Linked DNA regions of Homo sapiens: region 2 is linked to region 1. Evidence: read pairs that join two places in POLR2A ChIA-PET (ENCODE). Cell type or tissue: Panc1. All regions are shown on one strand. Each heading gives the region's core, and the rest is flanking DNA. Links, peaks and the distances in the headings are about the cores only.

Region 1 (7,732 bases), core at 1,649-5,648:
ACATTATCTTCTGGGAGGAAATTTTGCTCCTAGCTCCTGAGTGTGCACACTGATGACCACTGCAGGATTTGGCCTGGCTTGAGCAAAGAAACAGCTCGACGCCATGGGGGCTATGGTTCCAACCTGCTGCTGCAGTTGGTATAAACTAGGCAAAACCAGAAGTCAGAGGATTATCCATTCCTCTTGTTCTTTTTCTAGCTCTACCTGTTCTTCTGCCATTCTTCTGCCTGAAAATATTCATGAGCATCGCCTATGGGTCTTGTCTCTGTGCTTTACAGTAGTGACATCACTTGTGTAAGCCAGTTTTTCTGTTAGTCGTCGGTACCTCCTAGGTTCGCTGTGGGGGTTAAGTGAGATAAAACTGTGCTTCTGAAATTTTAGTGTGCACACAAATCACCTAGGTATTTAAAATTGCAAGTCTGATTAAGTTAGTCTGGGGTGATGCCTGTGATTCTACATTTCTAACAAATTTCTGGCTGATGCCAGTGTCACAGGTGCCAGGACCACACTTTTAAGTAGCACAAAGCTAGTACCTATGTATACAGCATGTATCACAGAGTATGCATATTAAAAGACCTGATAAATGTTACCTGCTATTATAGTCATTATTTTTCAGCCAAAATAAATAAGATATGGTCCTTGTTTTCACACAGGCCATGATCTGATGGTAAACTGGAAAAGCAGACAATTCATTACAATCAGTTCAGTAAGCCATGAGATAACGGAAATGCCAAGCATGTCAGGAGCAAGTAAGAGGGAGTCTAACCCAAATCTGACCACCAGGAAAAGTTTAGTGGAGGATGCAGCAACAAGAAAGACCTGAGGGTCTCCTCTCCTCCCTCCTTTTTTCCTGCACTTCTTGTGCAGGATGTTTTAGGAAAAAGAAAATAGGGCTTGGGGCTAGACAAACCTGCATTGAAATCTTAAATCTGTTATTTTTTTAATCGTGAGATCAGCTTGTTTAGTTTCTCTGAGCTTCAGTTCCCTCATCTGTGAAACTGGAATATTAATAGCTTTCTATTAAGTAAATATTGTAGTGAGGATTAGAGATTTATATATATGATTACATAGATGTATATATAAGATTGTGTGTGTGTGTGTATAGTATGTATGTGTATATGCTAGTTTCTGGTACCAAATAGATTTTTTAAAATAATATTAATTTTAATTTCCATTCTATTTTCTATCCTTTCCCATTTTCCTCTTTGTTAGCTTTCTCTGTAAGTTTAAAAATTTACCTTGTGGGCACACATTTCCTCCAAACTTAACTAAATCTCTTCAAAGGGGTGGGAGTTTCGAGGGGGAATTCAAATGTCAGATGTTTGTCAAAGAGAAAAGAACCGTGAAGTACCGAGAACAGGGGGCTGGGAATACAGGGTCTATGCACCAAGGAAACATGCGTTGGTTTGATCCAGTGCAACTACAGTTCCCAGCGCCTTTGGCATTTCAGCAGAATGTGAACACTTGCTTGATTTTGTGGTTTGAGCCCCTACATCCAAAGAGCTATTTCAAATTAATATTTATTTAAAAATGGCCTTTTAATATTAATGGCATATGGTTTTATGACAGTGAATTAAATTTCCTTTTATTGTTAGAACTTTTTGAGGATTTCTGGACATCACTGGAGACGTTGGAGACCCCAAGGATATAGCCAGGCCAGGTTGATATATCTCACTGAGGTTACAGAAGGAAGCAGCGGCAAGCCTAGCCGATTCAGAGACCACTGCGGGCTTGGGAATGAGCAGGAGAGGGTGTGAGGGCCAGAGGCCATCTGTGTTGCTTTTCTCTCTCCCAGTCATTCTAGCCATCTTTGATGTGGACTAATAGTCGAGGTTGGCCATGGGTTTGCACTGTCTCTAGGGAGTCTTTGTGATATAGTGCGGGGTAGGAAGAACACCTAGAATCAAAATATCTAATGTTACTAGCTGTTTAGTTCTTAGTGTGGGTATGGTCCCATTTTAGGAGAACAGAACTATGAACTATGTTTGTGTTTTTTTTTTTTTTTTGAGACAGAGTCTCACTCTGTTGCCAGGCTGAAGTGCAGTGGCATGATCTCAGCTCACTGCAACCTCTGACTCCCTGGTTCAAGCGATTCTCCTGCCTCAGCCTCCTGAGTAGCTGGGATTACAGGCATGTGCCACCACGCCCAACTACTTTGTGTATTTTTAGTGGAGACCACGTTTCACCATGTTGGCCAGGATGGTCTCTCGACCTCGTGATCTGCCCACCTTGGCCTCCCAAAGTGCTGGGATTACAGGCGTGAGCCACCGCGCCCAGCCCAGAACTACATTTGCTTAACTGTGACTCTTTCCTTTGTACCTGAAAATAAGTATCATTTTTATCCAGTAAATATTGGCTGATAATTCATAAGGCAGATGCTTTAAATTGGCTATTGTAGAACAAGGAGAAAGAACTTGATGAAGAGAAAAATCCTTGGAATCAGTGGTTTACAACTTTTTTTTTCCTTCCTGATGATCAAACCGTATTATCGCATAGTAGAAATTGGATTTTCTTCCAGAAACTACTTTAGTACCTCTCATTTGTAGCACTTCTATCAAGAGTGCTGGTATTCGGACATGTAACCTACAAACAAAATCAGAAAGATGTCAAAATAACACCCTAATTCAGACTATCCTGAGAACATTTGTCTTCTGAATATTTAAGAAAAAAAAATAAGTGTTAATTATATTGTAGGGTGTTACCATTTTGTATTTCAAGTTCCTGAGAAGAGAATTTGAACAGTTTGCTATTTGGAAATTTTAGCAACCAGCTACCTTGCCTATGGAAAGATTAAAAAAAAAAGGAGAGGGAGTAGATGGTGGTCCATAGGCTGTAACTGGAAACTATGCCTGTCTTATTTAGCATTTCAAAACAAAAACCATAAACAAACATCTCAGATTCAAAACAGAAAGGAATTTCTGGCAGGGCAGAATGAAACCTGAGACTGCAGAGTCCCAGTCTACAAGAGGTAACTTATTTAGCTTCTTATCCAAAGGCCACAGCAAAACGTTTCACAGCTGTGATTAAACAAAAGGCATCTTTTGTTGGAGAATTGTGATACTTCTTTTTAAGACTGCGAAAGACCTGCCAAAATAAGGCAAAGCTACCTTGAGGATGTTTGACCTGAACTAGACTTTATGAAGTAGTTGGACCACTTCAGGCCTTATGGTGTGAGGAGTGTGGGATGCATAGGCTTGGACCTTTCTGTGTGTGTGTTTATAAGTCTGTAGAGACAGAATATTCCATCATGTTATCAAATGCAGATCTCGAAAACCTTTTCTCACTTCCCATATTTGGGAGCTTTGCTTTTTTTGAAAAGTATGGGCTTTTACAGTCTGAGTGAGGAAAAGGGATGGATTTTAGACAGTTTTGTCTGTGGAAGTCAAAGTAGAAGGATTTTTAAACAGTTGGAGACAGAATGGGTATACTGTGTGCTTTTCAGAACCACTGAGTTCCTATATTTCAGGCAGATTTTAAGAAAACTTATTACCACTACCTATCACATCAAAATGAAAGACCAAATAAATTTCTGTGTTTTAATCAAGACTGTGACTGTATTTGTGTATATCCTAGCTTGTTTCAGAAAGGGTTTGAGGCTGCCCAGAAAGGTGAATATTACAGAATTCTTGTATGTGATAACATGATAAAGGAGAAAAAAACAGCCATGGCTTTTGAATCCCCCTTCATCTCTTAATAGCCCAGTGACTTAAATAAAACCCTTCAACTTCCCTTGGCATGACTTTGCCTTAATTTGTCAAAAGGGAATTAAATAGTTACCTACCTCAAGACAGGGGAACTGAATCAGATGATATCTTAAGGTTCTACTGGTCATAAGATCTATGCTTTTATGACCTAGAAGTGATAGACAGGAGTCGAATATTACCTTGTGTTTGCAGAGCCAGGGAAGGAAAAAGTGATAGTGTCTACATGACTGCCAGGTGCTGTAGACAGAAGGGCTTAGAGGAAAAGATCAAGAGTTCCTCCATGGTTATGTTTATCAAGCGGCAGTGGAGACAGTAAAGCGTAGTATTGGGAAGTTAGTGACAGCTTTTAAATGCCTGAAGTCTTTTAAATCATATTCACCGTGGCTGAGTCTGGATTCAGGGTAGAACTCAAACCTCTCTTATGTGTTTGCTGCCTTCCCTTTCTCCATTTTCTTATGTACTTCATTAATTATTAAGACTATGAGGTAGGTAGGTGACAGAGACTGCAAAGGGAGAAGCTAGAGCGAAGACAGGCCAAAACTTGCCCAAATTCACATGCTCATTTCTGCCTCTGACACTAGGAGAGAGTTGAGTAATTGCTCTTCTTCCTAATACTGCAGGCAGCAGCCAAATTCTCCACATTCTTTTACCTTTGCTGCTGTTTTCACTTGCCAGGGAGTTTCCTTAAGGAGCAGACTGAATTTAAAGAAACATAGCAGTAATAGTGCATGAAAGGGGGTGTGGGGTCGCTGGCCAAACGTGGCATGTTGGTGCCTCACGTTGGGAGGATGAAAGGATGATTCCTGCAGAGGGACATGCTGCACACTGCGCAAGCTCCCTCACCTCTGTGTACAGCTGAGCCACTGACCAGGAAGCTCTTTGCTTGTATGTGAGACAGCAAATATTCACTAAATATGTTTCAAGTACAAGCCAACTGCGAAGCTTGGAAAGTTGTCCAGAAACTTCACCCTTCCTTTGCATGTTGTCCAGCGGCAGGACGTTGAGCAAGGTTAGGTAGTATGAACCTGCGGCTCTAAAACTTAAAGTAATAGGCATTATTCGAAAGAAAATGATGCCCAGCACGGCTTCCAGTGTATATTAGCAATCAGCTTGTTTGCCTTGTGGTTATTACATTTTTTGCCAAGAGCAGCCTTCCAGAATGAGGTACTAGTTAATTCCCATTGGGCATTTATTCATTAATAAGTCTGCTGAATGTGAAATATTCCATTTGGGAGTATGTCATATGAGAAAACTCAGTGGCTAATTATTACATAGCTCTCTTCCATGATTCTCACTTTCAGCGCAGTTACCTAAGCCACCATTTCCTAGGTATGTAAACTTAGATAATTTTTAGTTTTCTGTAATACTTTTTGCTTTTTGCTCCAGAAAATTTTTTTTCACTCCAATCTGTGAAATTGTTAAAAGTTTACTAATAACTGGATAAACATTTTATGTTGTACTATGGCTTGCTCTTTCTTTCCATTTTAAAAAGATAATATCAAAAGTTAAATCCTGTTCCAGATCTTACCGTCTCTCTTCCAGGCTAGATTTCTGGGATGGGGTGGTGTTAATTTACTAACCTGAGCTTTTGCCCAATCTAGGGTCTCCTTTACTCTTTTCTGGTGTATAAATAGGTCTTTATTTGCTTTTCTTCCAGGTTGGTTGGTGCATATTAGCTTAAGAACTTTTAAACCTCTGCGGCAGTAATGAGAATCTGCATGCCAAGGGCCCAGCATTTCTCTACAAAGCAGCCCATGAGTGCATGTGTGTTTGCTGTAGTGAAGGGTCTATGTTAGAAGGTGAGTTAGAGACCCCACTTGCCCACATCTGTGTGCTGTGGTTTGGCCCTCCTCCTCTGGTGAATCCCTACCACAGCCCAGTGCCTGCTGGATCTCAAGTGTCCTGAAAGCCATTGGAAAGATGCTTTCCAGCAGTCTTAACATTTGCCTCCATGTTCTTTCCAGCAAGGATGAGTGCACACAGCTTTCCAGCTACTGGGCAACCCAGCCATTGACAGAAGGTGGTGCAAGAGTCAATTCCTCTGTGAGGATCCCTTCCAATAACAGTGTCTGCATTAACGACAAAAAGTTCTGTAAAAATGTTTGCAGGGGGAGCTTTTGACCTGCAAACATTTCTACAGAACTTTTTGCCATATAGGAACATATGAAATGTTATATGTAATATAGGTCAGAAATGTTGCCATATAGGAACATTCGAGAAGATGATAAATGTGAGGAAAGTGATAAAAGTTTATACAACAAGGATCTGTACAAGATTGTGGTAGATTTGCTGGCCTAAAAAGATGTACTCAGGGTAGTGAACTATTTCTGTAGCATCAGCCACTGGGCCCCTGAGTGGGAATACTCTTTGAGAGACAGGAAGCTAATTCCTTCTTTGAATGTGTAGTTAACTTTGTGCCATTGGATGTAGGGTGTGCACGTGCATGTGTATTTTTTCAGTTGCTGAGGGCACAACACAGACAAAGAATACCGTGCATTGTATTATGGATGTGCTGGAAACAACGCCCCAGCTTGAAGCAAGTTGACTGTAGTATCTACTCTGTAGATCAGCAAACTGAAAATGACTTCTTAATAAAAGGTCGCACATTGTTTTACTTACTGCATTTGAAAAAACAGTTCTAATTAAGATGCTTTGGGTTTTAAACTGCCTGTTAATTGGGATATCTATAAGTGGGCAAGTAGAGCTTCTGAATATTGCTGACTTATTTCTTAGTGATTGGGACAAAAGCTTTTTTTTTTTTTTTTTAAATAGTATGCCATCATTAAACAGTTTTTGACCTTACGCAGAAACTTTAAATGTGACAGCAGAAAGAAGCAGCAGAAATTTACAGTGAGAAATGGAAGACCTCTGTAGGTAAATAAGTAAAATGAAAGAAGCCAGAGGTGTTTTTTGTTGGCAGTAGATGAAATTATTTTCAAACACTGCCCTGGGAAAAGGTGAGCCCTCAGCAACCAAGTTTATTGACTGTCTATTCAGGAAATTGTATTAGTTGCTTTGGAAAGAGAAAGGAAAAAGAAAAGACTTTCTGCCAACTGAGGGCTGGAAAACTTGAGGGAGATAAAGTATTTACATGCTTTAATAACATAAAGCATGTCCAAAAGAAATACATAATTACAGCTATGTTTGGCACTGAAAATAATCCAGGTTATTATATTTTTAAAATTGTGTGTGAATATGTAAGTGAATGCCCTTGAGTCAGAAATGCTTGAGTGATAATATTTCTTGAGAGAATGGAAAAGTAGATGGTATTAGGAGCTAAAAAGAGAGAGAAGGGATAAAGGATGACCACTAGTTAAGAAGGAACAGTGAACTTTTTTTCTTTAGAGGGGACATATTTCATATGCATAGTTATTCCCCCTCTACTTCTAATCTTAGTATAATAAGCATTTAACTTCCCATAGGACCTTAGCAGTCTGCATGTTATTACTAAAAGCCCACAGGTAAGGGAAAATTAGACCCCTAAATTAAAGACCTGACCATCTTGCTCCTGAAGTTTTAGGTTTTCCAACTTTATTTCCAGTGTATCTTGGACAAAGACCCTTTGAGAGCTCAGAAAATTAGGAGATGTGGTCAACACATTCTTCTTAATATCTAGTGCAACCAAAGACTTGGCCAGCAACTAAGGCCAGCAACTGGAAAATGGGTGTGGTGTCAGGTTTCAGACGCCCCCATAGTTGTCTTCACGTCCTTTAATATGTGTTGGCATCCCTCAAGCCCTGCCAGTTTATGCTCTTTCCTTTGTGAAGCCTTCCTGCCCTGCCCAGGAAAAAGTAATGCCATCCCCCATCCCCCATCCCCCAGTGACCATAAATAGCACTTTCTCCTTCCCCTGTTATAGCACTTTTCATACTGTGTTAGAGTTCACATTTCTGTCTCTCTGCCTCATTGTGATCTATTTGAGTGCCAGGATTGTGTGTTATTCTAGCGCTTGGCACACAGGAAGAACTCAATGAGCATTTGTTGACTAAATCTAGACTCAAGGTCATCCAAGATATTATACAAAAACT
Region 2 (7,732 bases), core at 1,233-5,232, 290 kb after region 1:
TCGGACAACATAGCAAGATCCCATCCCTACAAAAAATTTTGAAAAAAAAAGTAGCCAGGCACGTTGCTGTGCACCTGCTTAGCTCCTTGGCAAGCTGAAGTAGGAGGATCACTTGAGCCCGGGAGTTCAAGGCTGCAGTGAGCAATGGTCACACCATTGCATTCCAGCCTGAACAACACAGCAAGGGCCTGTCTCTAAAAAAAAAAAAAAAAAATTTAAGTTTTGCTGAGTAAAAGCAGCCTTACACAAAAAAGATGATACAATGTTTGACTTGATTTCTATGAATTTCTAAAGCAGGTAAAAATTTATGGTAGAAAAAATCAGAAGCTTACCTCTGGGGAAATGGGAATTAAACAGCAAGGGCCATGAGGGTACTTTCTGGTAATGCTGTATCTTGTTAGACGTTTGGGTTACACAGGCATATCCATTCTTCAAAACTGGCAAAGGTATACGTAAGGTTTGGGTACTTTACAGTATGTAAATTTTATATTAAAATACTTTAAACAAATAATAAACTCTAGTTAATGATATGCATCCTGAACTTTGAGGGTAAAAGTGTACTAATGTTAGAAATTTACTTTGAAATACACAAAAAATGAGATAGATTAACATATGGATAGAAGATTGGATATATGGATAACTATACCTAAAGTAAGTGCTGGACAGTAACATGTTAATGATACTGTCTAGGTGGTGGGTATATAGGCGTTCACTGTAAATTCTTTCAACTTTGCTGTAGGTTTGGAAATCTTCATAATAAAACGCTGGAGGAAAAAGAGGCAAGAGAATGGAGTAAGCAGAATAAGAACATAAGTTGCATCATAAGCAGAAGGACAGAGTCAGAGGATATCATTTAATGCTGACAAACTGAATTGTAGAAGTGTAAGAGTACAAAGATAAACACCATGAAAGATAATATTATTGACTAAAGTTGGAAAGTCAGGGAGAGATGAGAGAAGAAAGAAGACACAAGTCAATTTTGTTTTGCTCATAGTATAAAACCACTGGACATTTTCTAAGGAGAGAGAAAATTACCAGTATTTATAGTATGTATTAATAATGAAAGAAATGAGATTAAACAGAGTATATATCAATAAATGTAGATAGGCTTAAACTAACTGAAGATTAAAACAGATTTCAACATTTTGCTTTATACAAAAGACTTGCCTAAAACTGAGTGATCCAGAAAGGTTAGAAATAAAAGGTTAGGCAAAGTTGTGCCAGTCAAAAGTAAGCAAAAATAAAGCAAGGATCAAGGCTTTGATGTCAGACAAAGTAGAATTCAAGCCAAAAAGCATTAAGCAAAACAAAGAGGATACTGTATAAGTGTACTTTTCAATTCAGTAGTCACTAGTCACCTGTGACTCCTGAACATTACAAACATGGTTAATGTGATAAACTACATTTTAAATTTTATTTAATTAAATTAAGTGGTGCAGAGAAAACTTCCATTATCCCAGAAAGCTCTATTGGGTAATGCTTCTTCATAATGTTTAAGACTCCAATTCACAATGAATATATGGCAGTTATAAATATCTATGTATGAAATAACATAGCGTCTACTTTCATAAAATAGAAGTGATGGAAAGATGCAAACTCATATAATAAAAGATTTTAAAATCAAATCTCTCCACACAAGACAAAGCAAGTGGAAAGATCCAGTGCTCAAAGGCTGAAATTGAAAAAAATGTAAGTTGTAGGAGGACACAGTTGGCTGTTCATTTTTTACGTCCATAAAGTATCTCTAAATAGTCTCCTCTCCAAGCACAGTTTGCAGCCCTTGAAAATATCTGGTGGCCGCGCATGGTGACTCATGCCTGTAATCCCAGCACTTTGGGACGCCAAGGTGGGTGGATCATCTGAGGTCAGGAGTTCGAGTCCAGCCTGGCCAACATGGTGAAACCCCGTCTCTACTAAAAATACAAAAAAAAATTAGCCAGCCATGGTGGTGGGCGCCTGTAGTCCCAGCTACTCGGGAGACTGAGGCAGGAGAATCGCTTGAACCCAGGAGGCAGAGGTTGCAGTGAGCCAAGATCTCACCAATGCACTCCACTCCAGCCAGTGACAGAGCGAGACTCCATCTCAAAAAAAAAAAAAAAAAAAAGAAAGAAAGAAAGAAAAAGAAAAGAAAATATTTTGTGATGGTACTCAATAACTTTTCAGTGTTTCTAATGACTATGTGTTGCTGTAAGAGAAGTTATGCATGTACATGTAACTGCCCTAAAGACATTGGCGTCATAAGTGAACTAACCTTCAGAGTTGTGGTGAGAATACAATTAATGGGAATTTTTGAAGTGTTCTGAATTTTTAGGAAGAAAGTCATTGCATAAGCATTTCTTTTTTTGTCTTTTAACAGAGTACATTGGTCCCCAAGGAAAAAACCATCTTGGTCCCGCTTCAACTATTCACCCTAATTAAGTCCGTCAACCCTCTGGTCCACTAGTGGAACAATGCTCCTGACTCAGCTGACGTTTCCTCTGAGGAAAGCTATTTGCAAAACATTTCTTGAGACTTCCTGTCAGAAGCCTATAGCCTGGTGACTTGGGGAATTATCTAAATTTTTGGCACTTTAGTGGGAGCCAGGCAGAAGAAGGAAGCATCATGTTGGTCTTCTTTGTCTATTAAAGACCCATCGATAACCCACACACTTTGCCTTCCCAGCAAGTGCAGGAACAAATGTAAGGCAGAATGGTTCACCAGGGAAACAGGTATAGAGCTGGATGAAACCCCACCAAAGCCACAAAAGCTCCATCTACTTCCCTTCCTGATAATGACGGTGTCCCTTACAAATATTGTTCCAACACTCTAAAGCCACAAGATAGTTTTCTTCAATCAATAGGTGCTATAGTAACCATCCCTGTCAATTCCAAATGTCTGTAAGGGTGTATAGGGCCCAGGATTGCTTACAGGAGAAGGCTTCTTCCACCCTGATAATGATATTTTCTATGCATCATAAATTAAGGCCTTTATTTTCAAGGGTTTGACAAGAAGGGGTTTGATGGGTCTGCCCATCAGGTGTTGCAGGTTTCCTGTGTAGCCACAAGCAGAGTCTGGCCAACAGAAAACCTGGTCAGGTATGTTCACAACTAGCTTGTGTCGCAGATGCTGTTTGTTTTCTCCTTTCAACTTACCTATCATAATCTTTCCTTTAAAATTCCATATCTCACTATTGACCACATGATCCATAAAGATAGGAGCAACTAGGGTTAGAGCAGAGGCATTCAAAAGAAGCATTGAAAACATCCCCACGGCATGAAAGTACTTGTCCATGCTGAAGACCATTGAATGTCCTGTCTATCCTTATCTCCAGAAGCTGTATGTTACCATCAGTCAGCTGTGTGATCAATGAGGTTTTCTCAGTTAGTAGATGGTCAGCTTCTAGGTCTTGATAAGCCAATTTCAGCTGTAGTTAATAATGATGAAGTTGCTCTTGCTGGGTGAAAAATGAAAACACAATACCCATTCTGAGGAGCTTTCCTCATGAGCAGTGTATTTGCCAACACCCAGGACACACTATAACTTGATGATCTCCCTGTAGCATACATTAGAGGAGAAGATCACATTTAGCATGTCTTTGGCTTGACTGCCAAAGTAGTGTGAAATCTCAGAAGTGGTGGGTCTCATGACCCAAATGTGCCATCTGGGAGGATGACCGTATGAGTTGAGTGGGTGTGAACCCTCAGGGTCATGTTGTCTATAAAATGCTGTGGACGACACTTGGGAGTCAGAAGGTCTGCAGTTTTGCAGAAGACACCCTTTGCGGAGAATTTTTTTGATCACTCACATAGGGTATGGACTAGGGAACTGCTTCACGAGGGAAACTGAAGCTGTTTTGCTAAAGGAAACAAAGCAAAAGCCTAAAGCTATTTTGCTATTCCACTCTTTGTGACAAGAGCAAGTAAGCAGTCTGTATACAGATGCTCCTTGACTTACGGTGGAGTTATGTCTTAGTAAACCCATAAGCGGAAAATATTGTAAGTCAAAAATGCCTTTAATATACCTAACCTACTGGACATCATAGCTTAGCCTAGCTCACCTCTAACATGCTCAGAAAACTTACTTTAGCTTATGGCTGGGCAAAATCATCTAACACAAAGCCTATTTTATAATAAAATGTTGTGTTTCTTATGTCACTTATTAAATAGCATGCTGAAAGGAAAAAGCAGAATGGTGGTATGAAATATGATTATTGAATGTGTATCACTTTCATACCATTGTAAAGTTGAACCATTATAAATTAGAGACTATCTGTATACTGGTAAAGTATGCATCAAATGAACATCAAGTGCGACTTGAGGCTAAAAGAAGCCCCATACACCCTGTCTGAAGGATGAGTTAGCCTTGGTAATGCTGGTTTAATGGGCCCACTGGAGGGAGGCCCTATTTGGATTCGCTGCATTTATGCATATGGGTGTTTGGTTCTATTCCTTCTCCCAGAGAGGCTACTTCATTGACTTCACTAGTGAAGCTCAACAGGGTCCTCACAATGTGCAGGGTATGAAGAATTCCATTTTATACCTCTGCGTCCAATTCTCTGGGATATACCCTGTCTTATTCCCCTTCCTGTCAGTCCTGTGCTCAGCAGATTGTGCTCTGGAATTCAGGGTGTGGTTCAAGGTCAGGTTAGTTTTGCCCAGAGTCACAGAGCATACAACTGGCCATCATATAGTAGAGGTCTCAAAACCAGAGCCTAGACACATGGCCTCAAAACCAGAGCCTAGACACATGACCTCAAATTCATCTGCCAATCTGAAGGGATAGATAAAGAAATGCAGAGTGCTAATTTTTTGTTCATTCATTCAAGAAATACTCACTGATAGTCATGTATATGCTGGGCACTGTTCAAGAAGTTCACATCTTGAATGAAGTGAATCCTGAACTTCTTGAATGGTGCCCAGCATATACAATGAAATAAAAAAGAATACTTGTCCTTTGTAAGATCTATATTTGACAAGGAACTGACAATGACCAAGAAATACAGAAGTAGGCAATGGAAAGCAACCTATGAAGTGTGCCAGAATCAGAGCAGGCACCTGCAGCAGGTTGACATACCAGCTTGCATGGGCATGATGAGTGTATTTATGGAGCCTGAAGTTGGACAACAAAGCCAGTCAGCTTAGAGCTTATCTTTTTCCAGATTTTTCCATTTGTTCAACAGGAATAATGATATCTGTTTTCAGATGCTTTGAATTCCAGGTATGAAAAATGACCTCTGATGTGAATGCAAAATTGTTCTCATTCCTGCATGAAAGTTCTCTGGGCTTTTTGATCTTGTCACATTTCAAAAGCTGTGTGCTCCTGTAGAATGACCCCCTGGGCTCCAATCAGGAGATCTACTGTTCTGATTGAGCTCTGCCACCAGACGTGTAACCTTAGGCAAGTTGCTTAATCTCCTGAAACCTATCTCTTCACCTGTGAAATGACTGAGTTGGATCAGGTGATCTTTAAGCTTAAAATTTTTTCTGACGTCCTGTACAATTCAAAGAAAGGTCATCTCCTAAACCAGTTTCACCAATATAAATGCTACTCACAGGAAAATTTCCTTGTTGTGGTGTATGACCGGAACTAATTTTTATTCATTTAACGCAACATTTTTATTCTTCTTTCATTGACTAAAAATATATTTTTCCTACTTCTCACTTTTTTTCCTGTGTCTTTAATTTGCAAAGTTTTTAAACCCCTGTAGCCATCATCTGTGGCAATTTGGTTGCTCGTATGAGCTTTTTTTTCTTTCTCCAAGTCAATGTTCTCGACGTTGCTCATGTGATTATGACAACATGTTAATAATATAGATTAGCTAACATTTGTCGAGTGTTTACTATAGCCAGGCACAAAGCATCTCACGTGATCATCATAGCAACTCTAAGAGATGTAATATTACCATCTTTCTCTTATAAGAGGAGAAACAGATACATTGAGGGAGTAAGAGTTTCCCAAAGTTACACAGCTAGTGAGAACTGCGCTGGTATTGTCTAACTGCAGAGTCCAAATTCATGGCTTCTATTTCAAATTAGCTCAGCTGGTATAGAGATGCAATGGGGAGGAGGGGAGGACAGAAAGGGAGGGAGGGAGGGAGAGAGGGGAAAAAAGAAGAAAAGATTAGATTCAGGGAAAAAATTATTTATATTCTATTTTTAAATAATTGTAAATCTAAATAATTGTATTTAGTCCCATGGAAAATGTATAATATGAAAACTTAGAGTATCTGCTTTATTGAAAACTAGAGACTAATGAGAAAAATAATACTTTTTAGTTTAGCTATTACAGTATTATTATCTGGGCCTATTTAGGAAGTTGCAGAATGGCGGCAGCTTTCCAACTTTTATTCTGAAATTAGATCCTGGGGCCTATGGCAAGGGTAGGGCAGACAGCATATGGCCCAAGGTCAAAGACTGCCTAGGACAAACCCAAAAGTATGCCTCAACAGAGGTAAGAACTAATTCACAAATTCCATAACAATAAATGGCGACTGTGAGCATATGACTGACCCATTCTATTTTCAAGTAAGGTCAAGTCAGAAAGCTGAATTTAGGACAACTAAGAGCCAATAATATTCTTGGCTGGAAAGCCTGCCATTCATCAACAGAATCACATGTCTACAGAGCTCTCCAGCTTAACTAAGTTCATGACCATTTTGGGAAAGGTATGATGTCTTGCTAAAGCCTCAGCTTTGCTCATCAAGTTCTGGTGCCCACACCAGGATTTTCAGGCAGTTGTTCCTCTGGTGAGGTAACATTTGTTCTGTAGGAGATGGCCTTTAGCACCAGCACTCCTGTTGTCAAGAGGTCTTTGCACTCAATCACATCTATTGACAATCTGCAACCTGCTAGGTCATGGACTGAATGCTTCATCAAGGTTATTTATGAGTCACCATGACTTCAGGGTTTTTTTGTTTCATGCAAAGATCAGAAGTACAAAAATAGCTTTATTTAATCAGAAAGAGCTAGAAAATAACTGTCTTGTACATTCCTCCTGTGGTTATGGTTTCCAGTACCCTTTTCTTCAATTAATTATATAAATATACTCAACTTCAAGGATCTTATTTTCCCCCAAATCATTCATGTGGTAACAAGGGAATAGAAAAGCCTTCATGAGCAAGTACATTGATGTTCCACAAAAGCTTCTGAAACATGTACCTCGAGTAGACACCAGTCTGCATCTCATTTCTTTAAGGCTTGTTTACCTAAAGTATGACAGGAATATTTTTCAATCAAAGCTATGGGGTGTTGTTGTTGTTTTTAAAATATCTTTTTTAAACCACCTTAACCATTTTTCAGTGTATTATACGGTGCACATTGTTGTGCAAAGAATCTCCAGAAATTTTCGTATTGCATATCTGAAACTCTATAGCCATTAAACAGTAACTTTTCTTTTTCCCCTCCCCCTAACCCCTGCTAACCACTATTCTACTTTCTAAGAGTTTGACTACTTTAGATTCCTCATATAAATGGAATCATGCAGCGTTTGTCTTTTTGTGACTGGCTTATGTCACTTAGCAAAACATCCTCAAGGTTCATCCACGTTGTAGCACATGGCAGGATTTGCTCCTTTTTTAAAGCTGAATAATATTCCATTGTATGTATAGACCACATTTCATTTATCCATCCATCTGTTGATGGACATTTAGGTGGCTTCCACCTCCTGGCTATTGTTAATAACACTGCAATGAACATGAGTATGCAAATCAATCTTTGAGATACTGTTTTCAATTCTTTTGGATATATACCCAGAA

What was found. Peaks named below come from ENCODE experiments on the same cell type or tissue, not always from the same donor. Only the 100,000 strongest peaks of a DNase experiment are listed, where the experiment ranks them.
Region 2: POLR2A ChIA-PET joins it to region 1 with 6 read pairs; 7 of 35 experiments call an interaction of 5 or more read pairs at or near these places.

Annotation. Positions count from the first base shown.
Region 1 is chr2:36,363,747-36,371,478 of GRCh38, forward strand. The region is part of intron 1 of CRIM1 (cysteine rich transmembrane BMP regulator 1); the gene reads left to right. LOC124907753 (a long non-coding RNA gene) reads left to right here and starts at 6,472. Exons shown (of 2, transcript XR_007086281.1): 1 at 6,472-7,732. RefSeq lists a silencer at 4,240-4,534 and an enhancer at 4,428-5,081. In Panc1, for the core only: no CTCF peak of the experiment used is centred there; no DNase peak of the experiment used is centred there; H3K4me3 peaks cover 2,383 bases; H3K27ac peaks cover 4,000 bases.
Region 2 is chr2:36,653,301-36,661,032 of GRCh38, forward strand. It overlaps the pseudogene RACK1P2. Among named protein-coding and RNA genes, the nearest start is that of VIT, 40 kb to the right of the region's middle. RefSeq lists an enhancer at 6,686-6,980. In Panc1, for the core only: no CTCF peak of the experiment used is centred there; no DNase peak of the experiment used is centred there; H3K27ac peaks cover 2,784 bases.